Regions from separate parts of the Mus musculus genome. Here region 1 is linked to region 2. A link is a loop called in an ENCODE intact Hi-C map of the cell type or tissue named here. Cell type or tissue: heart. All regions are shown on one strand. Links, peaks and the distances in the headings refer to the core of each region. The heading gives the core; the rest is flanking DNA. Region 1 has its middle 10 kb from the start of Cyb5b. Region 2 holds the start of 4930517G24Rik (RIKEN cDNA 4930517G24 gene).

Region 1 (8,335 bases), core at 189-8,188, 65 kb after region 2:
TGAGTTCCATCCCTAACATCCACATCAGGTGGCTCACAACTGCCTCTAACCCAGGACATCTGACAGCTCTGACCTCTGTGGGCACCTGCATCTGTGTGCACAGACACCCCCTCCTCCATACACACAATTAAAATAATAAAAATAAGTCTTTTTAAAAAATTGACCAGGGGCTGGAGAGATGGCTCAGCAGGTTAGAACACTGACTGCTCTTCCAAAGGTCCTGAGTTCAAATCCCAGCAACCACATGGTGGCTCACAACCACCCATAATGAGATCTGACTTCCTCTTCTGGACTGTCTGAAGACAGCTACAGTGTACTTGTGTATAATAATAAATAAATCTTTTAAAAAAATTTTGACCAAAAGCAGGCTGGGAATATAGCTCAGTAGTAGAATGCTTACCAAGCATGGACAAAGTTCTTGATTTGATTCCCAGGAAAGGGTTTGGGGTTTCAGATTAAAAAGGAGGCTCTGAGACAGAGTGTCCTTTTAGGGATTATTAGAAGAGTTTCTAACGCCATAGAGAGACAGGTGGACATCAGCGTGGCCAGGGCTCACAGCGTCCAGACCACATGGCAGAGTGGCAGTCACAGCTTGCAATTTTATAACAAAAGGGGTGGCAAAGAGCTAGAAAAGCTCCCTGGGCTGGGGGTGGGGAAGCAGTTAAAGAGCACTAGGTGACTGATAAACATCTTTCCCGGCTGGCTGTTACTGGAGGTTAATAAAGCATGAACCTCAAAGAATCTAGAGAAACAAGTTAGTCCTAAAAATGTAAATTATCTCCATTTAACCCAAACAGAGGAACATTACAAAATGCCTTGGCTCACAGTCCTGGGTCTTGTCCTTTTTTGGGGGGGGGGGGTGGTTGGATTTTTCGAGACAGGGTTTCTCTGTGTAGCCCTGGCTGTCCTGGAACTCACTCTGTAGACCAGGCTGGCCTTGAACTCAGAAATCCACCTGCCTCTGCCTCTCAAGTGCTGGGATTAAAGGCGTGCGCCACCACCGCCCGGCCTTGTTGCTCTTTCCTAATGGACAAGGGTAGCTTCTTCATGGGAGCAGTGGGGGGACGACTGTCTCCGGTATCAGCAATTCTGGGAAAGGATGTTGTCAACATGACTTCTAGTGATGTTCTCTAAGACACAAAAGACAAGAGTAGGAAACCATGCTTTTTTAATTAGGACACAGGCAGTTTCAGTAATGAAGGTCGGCGAGCAGCCACAGAGCAGACAGAAGGCAGAGGCGCTTCAGACTCTGAGTGAAACGGTCCAAATGTCAGAGGAGCCCCCACCCATGCGAACCAATATCCATCTTCCTATGTCACATTTCCCCTAAAGAGTTGAGACCCTAAAACCACTCAGCAGATGGACCTTAAGTCAATCAGAAAACTTCTTGCTGAAACTGGGACACATAAGGATTTAGGGTGTCCACTGTCGCTGACTTCCGGGCATTAAAGGACAACCTAGGGGACCCAGATGGGCAGAGTTAGATTGCCACACGATCAGCTAAATGTGGATTAGCTGTCAGCAAGAGTAAATAAAATTAAGAACCAGCTGAGTATACAAAGTCCAAAGATTAATAGTCCCACCAGTGAGATTGTAACAGAGAAGCAAGTAACACAAGGTCCAAAGATTAATCTGGTCACTATCGAGAGTCTAAAGGATACAATCCACCCTTACTGCAAGATGCAGAGATTTAATCCCAAAGCTGTCCATCAACAAGGTGAGGGTGTTTGATGTGGTTTTGTAGACCTTGTAAAGCAAAGGAGATATTAGCAGAATTATCAGGATTTTGCAAACAATATTTCATTTACAGTTAGGAAAAGCATGAGTCTTCTCCTCTAATTACAGCTGGGGAGGCTTCAATTCTCCACCTGGTTCATCAGTAACACACAATCAAGGTTGATTTAGTGGGGAGAACCTTAAGGGCCCGATCCTTCATCTCTTTTAAAGGATACTTTAGTTTTGTAGCTGTTGTATATTTTTTAAAATAATTTCTTTATTTTTATTTTATGGATATTGATATTTTGCCTGAATGTGTGAGTTTCTCAGAACCTCAGAGTTACAAGCAGTTGCGAACTACCTTGTGGGTGCTAGGAACAGAACCCAGGTCCTTTGCAAGAGCAACAAGTGTTCTTAGCCACTGAGCTAAGAACCCTCATGAGCCCCTTTTTTTTTTTTTAACTAACGTGTCTTCAGTTGAGAATTAGTCAAGGCCTTACTGACTGAGGCTCTCCTTGGGAGCACAGCGGGCAAATCCTTTTTTGTTGACTCTCCTCTTAGCAGAATGTACAATGGTTAGCATCCAGTTTGGAGGAGTCCCAAGGCATCTCCGAACAGGAAGACAGGTGACTTACCAGAGCTTTGGCATCTTTTAAGATATGTCCTGTAGTCCTCTGGGACCTAAGAACAAGGGTTAAGTTTTGTCCCTTTTAGCCTTTCTGTCCATGCAGACACAGGCCTTCACATATGATTATCAGGTACCTAAAAGCTCGTGCAAAATCTAAGCACATTTAAATAAATGTGGCTAGGACATATATTCTTACTTTTTAAGATGGTACTCACAAATGCTACTAAAGAAAAAAATCAATAACAAGGGAATTCTATTGATTTAAGTTGAACTTTGACCTTAGATATTCTTAATAACCCTTAATTATTATACATATGTCCTGTGGTCTTATCTTTTACATACCTCATGTAATTTAGGACTTTGGTTCCTTGTTCAAGCTTCCTTAACTTTTTTTTTCTATTCTGGAAACACCCAGCCACCTTAGCTTTGGACAAAGTCTCATACAGAACTCCTCCTTTATTAAAAACATCTCTTTTAAGGATTTTTTTATTAACATGGATGTGTGAGGATGTGAACATGTGTGTGGGTGTCACTGGAGACCAGATGAAGGTGTCAGAGCCCCTCAAACCAGAGTCACAAGCGGTTGTGAGCCACCCAGCATAGGTGCTGGGACCCAACCTCAGGTCCTGAGTAAGCTCATTCAGCCACTGAGCCATCTCTCTATCTCCCACTAAAGATGCTTTCATTCCTATAGCCTTCTAACTGTCTCTTTTCTTCCTTGCTTTTCCTTGTCCTTTATTTTATTTTTAATATTATGAGACATAGTAGCATTTACATTTACCAACAGTTACATTTACCAACCTCCTTGGGAACTTACTGTTGAGCCTAATGACATCAGACTGGGCTCAGAACACTCAGCAAAGGCAGACAAAACAAACAAACAAACAAACAAACAAACAAACAAAGCCCACGTAGCCAGAAGGGAGCGTCAAGGTGGGGAGAAGAACGTTCTATCTCAGCCAGAGAAAGGCAGGTCACAGGGAAGAGGAAGAAGAACTGTGTAAGCAGCAGGAACACCAACCACTGGGGAGGAAATGTTTAGTAAAGCAAATGGGTCTGGAAAAAGAGAGAGAATGTAGACATGTCTTTGTGCCCAAACTCACAGCTGAGATCCTAGCATCTTAGGAAATCAGTGGATCGAGACAAGAGAGTAAGTTCCAAGCCCGGAGGAACACCCAACCCAGTTCTGAAATCACAGCACAGGGAACAGGGTTCTCCGAAAACGAAGGGCTTTATCAGGGGGAAGGGAGGAGGAACAGAGTTCCAAACTAGAAGCCACAAAAGAGGGGACAGAACCCTGGGTGGAGGGTAGGCTAACCAACATCTGGTCCAGTTTGAGACCTGTGCCAGGAGAGGGAGGGGCCCCCAACCCCCACCCCCATCCCCGACACACTATTAATGATATTCTACTACACTTGTAGACAGGCGCCTAGCATAACCGTCATCAGAGAGACTTCGCCCAGCAATGGATAGAAACTGATGCAGAGATGCACAGCCAAACATTGAGCGGGGCTTGGGGAATCCTATGGAAGGGGTGGTGGGGATTGAAGGAGCCAGAGGGGTCCAGGGCTCTAGGAGAAAACCTACAGAATCAACTAACCTGAGCCCATAGAGACTGAACTGCCAACCAGGGAGCATGCGTGGAATGGACCCAGACCTTCTACCTGTATGTAACGGTTGTGACGCTGGTTCTTCGTGTGGGACTCCTAAAGTGTGAGGAGCAGCTGTCTCTGACTACTTCGTCTACCTTTGGATCCCTTTCCCTCCAACTGGGCGGCTTTGTCTAGCCTCAATAGAAAAAGATGTGCCTAGTCTTCCTTCAACTTGATATGCCTCCCCTTTTGTGAGGAGAAAGGAGGAGGGCAGGAGGGGGGAGGGGGAGGGGAGGGGGGGTGAGAGGGAGTAACTTAATGAAGGAAGAGGGAGGGGGAAGAGAGAGAGAGAACAGAGAGAAAGGAGAGAGAGCCCCATCTGTAGAACAAAGCCCAAGGCTGTTGGCAGAAGGCTGCAATAGAGTCCTTGAGGGCGGGCAAAGGCTGTAAGGGCTATGACTCAGCAGTTCTAAGCCTCTCGAGTATAAATAGAAGAGTCAACGCTGGGGCAAGCCAAAGAGGAGCAGGGACCTACAAAGTCTGAGGATTTTATGATAGAGAAGGTGGTGTCTGAAAGCAAAGACAGGCAAGCCCTCACCGGGTGCCACAGATTTCCTTACGGACGATCCTTCTAAGTTGTTTCTGAGTTTTGATCATAAGAGTATTAAATCTCATAAACAGGAAGGCGATTGGTTGGCTATTTAAAAGACTAAGCTAGTCCAAGATAACTCTGGGTTTGGACCTGCAACATTTTAGCTCTCTATGCTCACTGCTGAAGTTCCCACAACACAGTCGCTATTGAAGTTCTAACACAGTCATAGCATAGAAGCATTACATTGATATCAAAATTATCAAAGACATTGGATGTTTTTAGGAGCAAAGAGCAAGGCCATGGTGGCACACACGGTGCCCTAGCTCTCAGGAGGCAGAGAGAGGCAGGCCGATCTTTGAGTTCAAGTCCAGCATGGTCTACAGAGTGAATTCCAGGACAACCGGGGATGCACAGAGAAACCCTGGGGAGAGAGGGATGGGGAGAAGAGGGAGAGAGAGAGAGAGAGAGAGAGAGAGAGAGAGAGAGAGAGAGAGAGAGAAGAAGGAGGAGGGGAGGGGGAGGGGAGGGGGGAGGGGAGGGGAGAGCAGAAAAAAGAAATATAAAAGTGGGCCTCCAGTGGCACTGCACAACTCTGAGAATTCAAGGCCAGCCTGGTCTATACAGTGAGTTCCATTGAAGTTAGGGTAACATAGTGAGACCCTGTCTCACTACAAAAAAATATCAAAGAAAAGAAATATAAAAGTACAATTTTTCTTTTGAGGCTGAAGGGTTTTTGGTTTTAGTTTTTCATTAATGAAATCACCTGATTGTCTTTACTTTTTAGAAGCTTACATGAAATGTGTTAGTGATAGATATTAATTTAATTATTGGTCTAAAGTACTAGGGATCACAGACATGATAAAATGTTTTAGAATGGACAAATTTTAAGTAGCTCTAACTTTTTTGTCCACTAAAATACGGTCCATGATGACTGTGTAGTTTTACAGGAATGTCCCAAGTATGAATAAATATTTGTAACAAGATTTTTAAACATTTGTATCTTATTTTGACTATTCAGACAGTTGCTAGCAAGCGAAGGTATTATCCAACAGGGAAGCACAGCGGAGAGCATTCGGGGAAATGTAATCACAGGCTTGAAATGTCTTATTTAGTAGAAGGAGAAAAATCAAGAGCTTTGTCTTTATAAACACGAAGTGCGAATCAATACTTGAGGAAACCTTATTTGGAGGGCAGGAGAGATGGCTCAGTGGTTAAGAACACTGACTGTTCTTCCAGAGGCCCCAGGTTCAATTCCCAGCACCCACATGGCAGTTTACAACCGTCTGTAACTCCCATTCCAGGGGACCTGATACCCTCACACAGACACACGGAGGAAAAACACCAGTGCATAAAAAAATAAATAAATCATAAGAGAGCTTTATTATTGTACATAGAGAACCAGGCATCATTTTTTTCTGTTTATAGCAGAATGTTGATCTTAGGAATTGTAATTAAGTTAATTCCAAAGCCAGAAAAAAGAAGAAGAAAAGAAAAAGGAAAGAAAAATTGAAAGCCATACAGTGAAGTCTCTTTGTCACCTTTTACCCAGTTTCCCTTTCCACTCACCCGGTCCAGACTGTCATACATGGGCTCTGTGTTTCTTTCCTAAGCTTCTTAATGCAATGAAAGTAAATACAAGAATGCTTACTTTAGGACCTTTAGTTAGGAAAGACAGTGAACATTGCACAGTCTGGATGGTGTTTTTGGTTTTGTTTGTTTTTTTTTTTTCCTTACCTTAGAAATGTTTCGATAGAGCTGGGGGGGGGGGGCGTATATCTCCATCATAGAGCATATATGTCTAGCACACATGAGGTATGAATTCCTGGCCCAACATGCACACCCAAGTGCTTCCCTGCTGATGCAGAGACAATGCCTGGTTCAATGACCCAGAAGCACAGCTTTGCATGATTCTAGTGCTCGTAGTCCTTGTAAATCTACCCTAACTTATATCCTACTGATTGTCATTTGGGTTGCTTCCAGTCTTTTGCAAGCACGAATGAGACTGAAGTTAGTGACCTTGATCTTACATCATTATGCAATGCACAAAAAGAAAACCTCTGGGTCAAAGGCATAAGCATTCGCTGTGTTAGCAATCACCAAGATGAAGCCTCAGTGACAGTGCGTTTAAGCAAGTTCGCACAGCCTGACACGCAGAATACTAATGTTTTTGAGTTACCCTAATCTTACATTTTAAAAATTTGTAAGTGAATATTAAGGCATATTAGTTTTTTTTTTTTTTTTTTAAAGATTTATTTATTAATATATGTAAGTACACTGTAGCTGTCTTCAGACACACCAGAAGAGGGAGTCAGATCTTGTTACGGATGGTTGTGAGCCACCATGTGGTTGCTGGGATTTGAACTCTGGACCTTCAGAAGAGCAGTCGGGTGCTCTTACCCACTGAGCCATCTCACCAGCCCGGCATATTAGTTTTGTGTGTTTCTTTTCTAAGCTTAATGCAAATGCTAGAAAACACAAATACACTCATTTTATGACTTTTTGTTAGAAAAGCATAATGAGAAACATACAATCTATGCCATGGTTTTTTGTTTGTTTGTTTGTTTTGTTTTGTTTTGTTTTACTTAATGACTTAGCTTAGAAATGTTTCGATAGAGCTGAGGACATAGCTCCATGATACAGGATTTTCATGTAGAGTTTGTGTGTTTGTCTGTCTGTTTGTTTTTGCAATAAGATCTTGCTGTATATTCCAGGCAGTGATAAGCCTTAGTTACCCAAGGGCCTGGATCTATACCATCATCTATACCATTAGGCCTGGCTCATGAGCCAATTTTAGAGGATAGCTACCTACCTTACCCCAACCTCACATACATTTATTCTGTCTCAGGTCCAACGTCAACACCTAAATGAAGCCACGACTTGCCACCTCCTCTTAGTAGCTCTCCTGTCTTTCTCTAATATATCCTTCTGTCCCCACCCCCACCCCACCTCCTGGAGCCCCTGACCACAAGATATCTTCTTCTGACTTGATGTGGATCCTCAGTGTCTCAGTCGGTGCTTGGTGCACAGTAGGTGCTTAACTACTTCCTAGGTCTGTAAATGAGCAGGTTTTGGAAGGCAGCAAACTGTCTAAAGAGGGGTTTTGTGATGATGGCGTGTGAGAAAAGAGTTTGACCTTGGGAGTAGCTTAAAAATTGCCTACAGACGGCCCCAAACTTTGATCCTTTATTCTCAAAGCGTTTCAACCTCGTAACTTTTTAGCCGTGGACATGAGACCCACCCCTGGTTAAGTTCAGGTTACGGTTGAGGCACTGAAATATTTTCTTTCATCCATAATCAGTGGATCAAGGCCTATAAATCAAATAGTTAGGACACAAAACACAAACAAGGTCATAATTTGTTTCTTCCTGCCTGCTGTTTTTCTTGGCATGAAAAAACTCGAGCTTTTCCTGACTAGGGATGGGTAATGACAATGGGGGAGGGGGGATTCATTAAAAGCAGCCAAAGAAAATGACCTTTTATTTCTTCTCTTTCTTTCCCCCTATTGTCCCAACTCACATTAGGAAACACATTGAATCAAGTAACTCTCCCGCTGATAAGGAATTTTCTTCAACTCTTTGTTCACTCACGAGTTCCCATGATGGGATTCTTGAAGCCAGAGAGGCCCTGGGAAGCGTGGATGTGATGGGTAGAGAGACGTCAAAGAGTCCTGGTCTTTGTTACTCCTCTCTCTACCTTTTCTTAACACAGCTGTCTGCTAAGTTAAAAAAATTATTCCTATTCCCAAGGGGTCCTATTCCCAGGGTCTGGCCACACAAACAGGGGTCAAATATGGCTAAGGGCAACCTC
Region 2 (8,335 bases), core at 38-8,037:
CCCCCAAAGAAGACCACAGGAGCCTTGGTGTTCTTAGGGCCTCCTCGATGTGCAGAACTGGTCTCACCAGCCTCTTGATGTGGCAAGAATCAGACAGACATGGGTCCCAGCTCTGTCATTTGTTAGCTATGTGACCTTGGGCAATGCATCCGCCCTTTCTGGCTGTCAAAACTCTTATCTAAAAACCAAAAACCAAACAAGAGATACAAACCGCAAGGAACGGATCCAAGGCTAGTGGCCGGAGTCTGGTGTGGTTATTATAGAGCAAAGAGGGATCAAAGGTGTGCAGCCGACACTTAATATGCACACGCACACACACACACACACACACACACACACACACACACACACACACACACACCACTGCTGCCTGCTGTGGATATTGACACTCTGCAGAGACAAGATCAGCCATGCATTTGCTCATACGAGGATTCCTATCATTATTTCAATTTCCTGCAAAGAGCAGGAGCAGACAGCTTGGACAAGAGAGCTGTAGGGTGGCCACTGAAGGCCCATTATGCAGTCTAGGGATGTAGGTCAGTTGGTAGACTGCTTGCTTGCTGTGCGCAAAGCCCTGCAATCAATCCTCAGTGTGCCATGACGAGTTTGGGGATGTGCATTAGTGGTCCCAGAACTCAGGAGGTAGAGATGGGAGGATCAGAAGCTTAAGGTTATCTTTGGCTACATAGAGAGTCTGGGGCCATCCTAGGCTACATGAGACCCTGTCTCAAAAGAAATAAATGGGTCAAGAGTTGTGGTGTATTCCTTTAACTCAGCAATTGGATGGCAGGACAGGTACATCTCTGTGAGTTCAAGGCCAGCCTGTTCTATGTAAAGAGTTCGGGGATGCCAGGATTGTAGAACGAGACCTGTTTTAAAGTTAAGAAAGAAAGGGAGAGAGAGGGAGAGGGGGAGAGAGAGAGAAGTGAATTAAGAGACAGTCTCTATGATTTTTTTTTTTGAGATAGGGTCTTTCTATATAGTCAGTCCTAGTGGTACTGGAGCTTGGTATGTAAACCAGGCTGGGTCTCAAACATACAGAGATCCTCCTGTCTCTGCCTTGCAAGTACTGGGATTAAAGGCATGTGCCACCATGCCTGGACCTTTAGGGGCTTTAGCCACCATGAGTTTATAATACATTAGGTACAGGAGGGAAGAGAAAACCACTTGCACTGTGTATGCCCACGTGAAAAAGAGTCCACAGGCTTTTGTTTGTCTTGCTACCAAAAAGGACCAAGCTACAATCACCCCTCTCACCTGGACCTCTCACCCACCCCTGCTCTAACACCCTCCTCTCTATGGATACCAGCTCTAAGAATGCCAGCAGCATCCTCCTCTCTATGCTCCTCTGTCACAGTGTAATAAAAACCCAACTTCCACTTCCTTGAAAGGCTTATATAGGATGTGATCCTATAGGATGTGTGCCATCTCCCGTCTTCCCATTCCTCACTCTGTCCAAGTCTACTGTTTCTCTGTTCCTTAAGCAGGTCAACCATTCAAGTCTCAGAGCCTTCGCAATAGCTGTCCCCTCAGCCTGAAGTCCTCCAAGTGGCTACTATCTTTTGAATACTGTAGCCTCGGCTCACCAATGGGGGATAGGTTGCAAGATCCGCAGAGGGAGTCTAAAGCATCAGACAGCACCAAATCCTATGTGTGTTTTTCCTATCTCTCCATAGGAATAATTTACAAAGAGACTGATAATAACCATTAATAAGATCGAACAAATGTCACAGTATACTGTGATCAAAGCTGCAGAACGGTGGGCTCCCTCAGAATGGCTGCCAAGGGATCAGCAGGTAGGTGGCACAGCCACACAGCATGGGCACACTGTGTGGGAGCATGGGCCATGAGCTGGCATTGTGTGACATTTTTTTCATGTTCCTCAGAATAATACCCAATGCAAACATTGTAAGTTGTCTATTCCTAGAATGTTATGTTGCATTTCTTTCACAGCCGACCTTTAACTGGCTACAGAAAGTGAGGTGGAGAGCGGGCAGGTAAGTGAGCCGGAAAGCAGGTCTCTGTCCCAGTTGTGAATTCTCAGAGACCTTTCTCATCACGTCCCTACCACGGCAACCCTGGTCATTCCACACTACATTACTTTCATCTTTGTATTTTCTACTTTCTACAATTACCAGTGTTTGGGTGTCTGTCTCATCACCACATGCCTCCAGGTGCCAAGAACACAGCCTGGTGCACAGCAGGTACACAGCCCTGTCTGTTAATTGACCTACCCCTTCATCTTGCCATGGAAGCAAAACCTGATGACGTCAAGGTCAAAGTCTCTGTTCATATTAGAGTGTCTAATATGTGAGTGTCTAGACAGTCCTTTTTATTTTTGGCATTTTTGGCAAAGTGACTTTCTGCTGGAATTTAACAAAACCAGACAACGCCTGTCTCCCTAGAACCTGCTCCTTGGAAATAGGGCCACCTCTCCTTGAAGCTACAGAGACTCTGGTTGCCCGGCTTCTGTGTAATAGAGAGACAGAGATAAGACAAAGAGCTTACAAATCCCTCTGGAATAGCCTGATGCCTGAAAGAGAGGCGTGGTGCGGTCCTGGAGCCTTCACCCAGAGGCAGCCTTAGCTAGAAACGTGCCTAGACACATGGACTGATTCAGACAGGAGCCAAGCAGGGCGCACTGACCCAACCAGTGCTAGGAATCTTAAAAACCAGACTGAAGGAAATCTAGGGTAGAATATAGGGGGACAGGAAGGGCCTTTCCTTATTTTCCTTAACCCAACAGTTTCTCATTTTTGTCCCCAAACTGGGACAGAATTCAGGGCCTTGAACCTGTTGAGCTACGCACTCCTGGCCTCTACAAAGAGTCCTAACCCACTAGGAGTTAAATGCTCCGATTGAGGCGCAGAGGGGAGAGAGAAGAGGTGACCCCTCTTCTCAATCAAGGTTGTAATAACATCTGTGCCCCAAAAGGTTAAGAACGTGGTTGTGGAAGGCACATAATTAGGCTAACTAGTCACCATCCTAAACATGACCCAAAACTGCCACAGTCACGAGAAAGGAAAAGTGTTCCACCATCCAAAGAAAACAAAGCTACTTCCAACAGGAATTGGCTGTCATAGTCTCTGCACTCGGAAAAAAAAAAAAAAAATCAACAGAGTATCCGCCCAGCCTGCCCAAGGCCCATCCCTTCCATCCCTTAAGCACAGGTCTCCAGGGAAGGCAGTGTTCCTTTGTTTTCCAGTCTGTGGGCAACTGGCTGGGCGTGGAGCCAGAGGTGAGGGACCTGTGTGGAAGAGAATCCTGCAGGGTGCTGAGCCTTGCAGGCTAGAAGCTGCCCACGGGTGGGCTCGGGCTTTGCCTGGACAGAGATACCCAAGAGCCCACAGAACAGGGGGGACAATGCGTCTGCTGCAGAGGCAGCGCCCTGGCCTGCTTTCTTCCCGCAGCTCCTGCCAGGGATCTGGGCAGCATTCCTGCCCCCGCGTTCCATCCAGCACCGCAGTCTTACTCATGGGCCTTGGTGCTTTTAGAAGTCGTTTGGGGACCTTTCAAAATTGGCACGGCCATGTTTTCTCCCTGGGGGCCCCCCTCAGCTTTCAGAAGCTGCTCTGCTACGTTGGTATACAGGGACACTCCCTTCCTCTGACCCTTCTTGGCTTTGGAAGAGGAGGACCTGGGAGGTGGCAGATGTCCCAATAAAGGCTGGAAGGAGCCCCGTGAGTGCTCGGGCGGTTGAGCCAGAGAGCTGCGCCAGCACTCGGGGTAACCTCCGGGGAGGGCGCAGTCCACACACATCCTGGCTTCCAAGAGCAGGCCTTGGGTGTCTGCCCATTATCAGACTCTCCGGCTCAACCCTAGGCTTTGAGCCCCAGAGGGGTGTCCCTCAGCGTGGAGTTGTCCTTCTGTACTTGCATTAATACACCCCCAGGGGTGCTTAGTATCCATTTCCAAGCTTCCCCATGGTCATGAAGGGCACCTTCATCACCAGGACTCACCCCAACTTACTGTGCACCGCTTAATTGGAAGGACATCTAGACGCCATGTCCAAAAGTGCACACACTCATTCCTTTCGTTAAAGTCGGCCTCTTTCAGGATCCTATTCTGTCTTCACACCCAGTGTGAAGTCACGAGGGGCTGGGACGATACACAGTCTCTTTCTTCTTCACAGGGGCTTGGCAGCCTTCTCTTCTCCACTGTAGACCTCGGGGAGTGCTTGAATGGGGCCAATGCCAACTGCCTCTGTAGATGTCAGACTCACGCATGCGCACTGTGCACTGAAGGCCCCCATTGCCTAAGCCCCTGTCCCACTGGCTGACAGGTGGGTGCCCTGATGGGTGTCCACACAGAGGAGAGGCTGAGCGGAGGACAGGATGCAGTAGGGAGCTTGCTCAATGTGGAAGCCCCCTTTGGAAGCCCTCCTCCACAGTTCTTCCTGGAGATCGCTCACACCTTGCCCCTACACCCCTTTTCAGATCAGGATAGTATTGGCTGCCCCTCCACCGACCCTGAACTGCTTCATTATGACTTGAGACAAATTTTCCCTAGACCCTCCCTACACTCTGCACTTGGTACCATCATTAAACTGCCCTTGGGGCGATCCAGTTGTTGCTTTCCAGGACCAATTCCGGGCTGGCCTGTCTTAGGTACTCCACACCCTGCTTTGAATAGGTGATTTTTTTTTTTTTTTTTACTTTAGTGCAGTACTTGCAGGGGAGTTGAATCCAGGGTCCTGAGCATCCCAGGTAAGCTCCTGTTGTCACTGAGCTATATCCCAGTCTCGAAGCATGAACGACAGAGAAGGATGGTTGAGCCCGGAGAGATGTGATGGCTCACCTATTGAGACGGCTTTTTGTAACTCCAGCACCAGGAGACCCAACACTCTCTTCTAGCCTCCTCAGGCACCCACACATGTGGGCATACCAGCACACAGACAACATACACAAAATTAAAATAGCTTTGAAAAGGAGAATGCTATCCCGGCATGGTGGTAGACAACTTTAACCCCAGCACTCAGGAGACAGAGGCAAGCAGCTCTCTGTGAGTTCAAGGCCAGCCTGGTCTAGAAAATGAGTTCTAAGACAGGCAGGGCCACATAGACAGACACTGTCTAAAAATAAAGTGTTGTGCTTCTATTCATATATCATAAAATTCACCCTTTTAAGAATACACTGTAGGAGCTGGGCATGGTGGCACACACCTTTAATCCCAGCACTTGGGAGGCAGAGGCAGGTGGATTTCTGAGTTCGAGGCCAGCCTGGTCTACAGAGTGAGTTCCAGGACAGCCAGGGATATACAGAGAAACCCTGTCTCGAAAAGCCAAAAAAAAAAAAAAAGGCCCTACAGTGTAGGGCCTTTGCTATACTTAAACAGCCATGACCACTAACTGAAGCCTTCATCCCCCTATATTCACAAGCAGTCCCTAGCAACATGACCCTTCCATCCCTGTCAAGTCCAATTTGTCCCAATCTGTGTCTGAACTTGACTATTCTGGACATGTCACATAAGTCGGATCATATTGTATGTGATTTTTTTGGTGTCTGGTTTTTCTTTCATTTAATGTCATGCTTTCAAAACTCATCCATGTATCAGTAACTCCTTAATTCTTACTGCTGAATAGTTTTCCATCATGCACATGTCCATGTGTGCACGTACATGCACACGTGTACACACACTGCATTTCATCTCTGGATACTTGAAAAGGCTACGGTGGGTATTTTATATACTTTATATGAACATCTATTTTCTTCTTTATTTTTTTTTATTCTATGTGTATGAGGTTTTTGCCTGCATGTGTGTATGTGTACCATGATCATGCTTGAGCTCCATATAGTTGTAAGCCCGCATGTAGACGCTGGAAATTGAACCTGGGTTCTCTATAAGAGCTTTAAAGTGCTGAACCATCTCTCCAGCCTCCTCGCACCCACCCCACACTGTTATTTTGAGTCAGAATCTTGCCATATACTCTAGGCTAGCCTCTAATTCATGATCCTCCTGCCTCAGCCTCCTGAGCAGTGGAGTTACAAATATATGACACTAGGCCTTGCTGAACATGTTCTCAGTACTCACGGCACATACGGAGGAGGGGAAATTGCTGGGTCACATGATCTCTCTTTGGTCATTGTTTTCAGGAAGAACCCTGTATTTTAGGTTTCTGTGTTTCCCACATCATACATAGTGTGTTCTTTCCCATGTGGCCACAGGTATTGACATCTGCATGGTGCAGTACCCATACAGATCAGGGCATGGAACAAAGGACATCTTGACAACTGCAGATCTGCCTTTAGATACACATCAGCTGATCAGACTACACAAAGGAAAACACTCATAGTAGGGCTGGGGAGATGGCTCAGTGGTTACGAAGCACTGACTGCTCTTCCAGAGGTCCTGAGTTCAATTCCCAGCAACCACATGGTAGCTCACAACCATCTGTAATGGGATCTGATGCCCTTTTCTGGTGTGTCTGAAGACAGCTATAGTGTATTTATGAATACAAATAGTGTATTCATAAACATAAAATAAATAAGCCTTTAAAAAAAGAAAGAAAAGAAAAAAAGAAAATGTTCACAGTACCATTGCTGGTTTAAAAATTGGAAACAATCCACTGTTCATTGAACATAGATTGCATAAATACCTTGTGGACTGTCCAGCAAAGAAAACTAAACGAACTGTCGCTATTCGGAAGAGCCCAGGGGGACCTCACGTAGTGTTGAAAGAACCAAATCCCAAAAGAATACGTAAGGGGTGATTTCATTCACGTTAACTTCCAAAACAAAGGAAACAGAATCATGTGGCTTAAGGTTATATGTGTAGGTGGAAAAACTATTAAAATGATTCTAAGGGGAAAAAAAAAAAAACCCAGGATATTGGTTGTCTCTGGCAGCAAGAGGGAAACTCGTGTCAGGGAAGGGCACAGGAAACATCCGTAGATCACAGCCAGTGCTCTTTGAATAATCACAGCTGGATAACACTTGCCTATTTCTTTTCTGTTCCGAAGTTTGATTTGATACTTCAAAGACTAGGCAGAACAGAGCCTAGGTCCAGGTGTCAGAGGCCTGGATTCGCCATCTAGCTGTGTGATACAAGTCAAATGACTTAATCTCTGTCTCAGATTCCATATCTCTAAAACAAGGACGATCATGACATTAGCCACTTACCCTGCGTTGCTTCCTATCTCTAGCTGCTACACTAAGGGAGTCTACTTGTGTTATCAGTAGCCATTCTGCAACTCCAAGGCTGATTGAAGCCACCTTCAGGATTAAAAAAATGTTAGAAGCTAGAGCCTGCCTAAGGATACATACAACTAGGAATGGAGCCTGGGGTCTCCACCTCTCAATGGGATGTTGCCAGTTCCAAAGGCAGCATCCCCCTCCCAGCCCCCCAATGGGAATGGCTGTCTCCACATCCCAGTCAAGGTGAGAAAACTAACCACAACTCTCAGATTTGTATCTTCTCCACTTAAGACACCAGAAAACAGAACCTAGCATGCCTAAATACAGACTACAAGAGTCACAAGGATAGGAATGGTACTGATCTAATGGGGATCAAGTGTCCACCCCTGAGCCACTCAGCTGTGGTGAAGGAGCAGAAAATGGGGCACGGACTGTGAAACTGAGTGGGAACACAGTGGTTGACTCTGAGCACACAGAAATCTAATTTTGTAAAGGAACCCGCATGGCCCTAGAACGGGTAGGGAAGGGAGCACAGAACAGACCAATGGGCATCAACTCCTCCTTAACCAAACCTCTATAATACCCACTGAGGCAATGTGAATCTACCCATTTTACAGACAGACAGACTGAAAACCCAGGGTTCTTTTGATAGTTGCTGGGGTTTTTTTGTTTTGTTTTGTTTTGTTTTTGTTTGTTTGATTGTTTGTTTGTTTTTTGAGGCAGGGTTTCTTTGTATAGTCCTGGCTATCCTGGAACTCACTCTGTAGACCAGGCTGGCCTCAAACTCAGAGTTCTGTCTGCCTCTGCCTCCTACGTGCTGGGATTAAAGGCGTGCGCCACCACCACTTGGCTGCCCACGGTTCTTTAAGAGCAGCACTGTGAATGTTTTGGGATCAGCAGTTATCTGTAAGGCTCTCATTTGCACCATGACATGGTTGGTTAGCAAGCAGCCCTGGCCTCTCTTAGCTAGATGATGCCATTGGCACTCTTACAGATGTGACAGGAAAAATGTCACTAGTGAGGGCTGTAGAGATGCATCAGCAGTGAAGAGCATTTTTGCTCTTGCAGAAGACCAGGATTCAGTTCCTAGCACCCACATCAGACAGCCCATAGCAACCTTTAACTCCAGTTCCAGGGACTCTGACGCCCTCTTATGATCCTTGAAGGCACCTGCTCATATGGTGCGCATACAGAGAAGCAGA

The links. Peaks named below come from ENCODE experiments on the same cell type or tissue, not always from the same donor. Only the 100,000 strongest peaks of a DNase experiment are listed, where the experiment ranks them.
Region 1: it touches region 2 in a loop (2.0-fold over the local background); 1 of 42 quality-filtered maps calls a loop at or near these places.

What each region holds. Positions count from the first base shown.
Region 1 is chr8:107,136,002-107,144,336 of GRCm38, reverse strand. No RefSeq gene overlaps it. Among named protein-coding and RNA genes, the nearest start is that of Cyb5b, 10 kb to the left of the region's middle. In heart, for the core only: no CTCF peak of the experiment used is centred there; a DNase peak (open chromatin) is centred at 4,386; H3K4me3 peaks cover 446 bases; H3K27ac peaks cover 2,410 bases.
Region 2 is chr8:107,201,214-107,209,548 of GRCm38, reverse strand. It overlaps 4930517G24Rik (RIKEN cDNA 4930517G24 gene), which reads right to left and starts at 4,219. Exons shown (of 3, transcript NR_166499.1): 1 at 3,960-4,219. In heart, for the core only: a CTCF peak has its summit at 3,823; DNase peaks (open chromatin) are centred at 2,608, 3,208, 3,698 and 4,238; H3K27ac peaks cover 2,048 bases.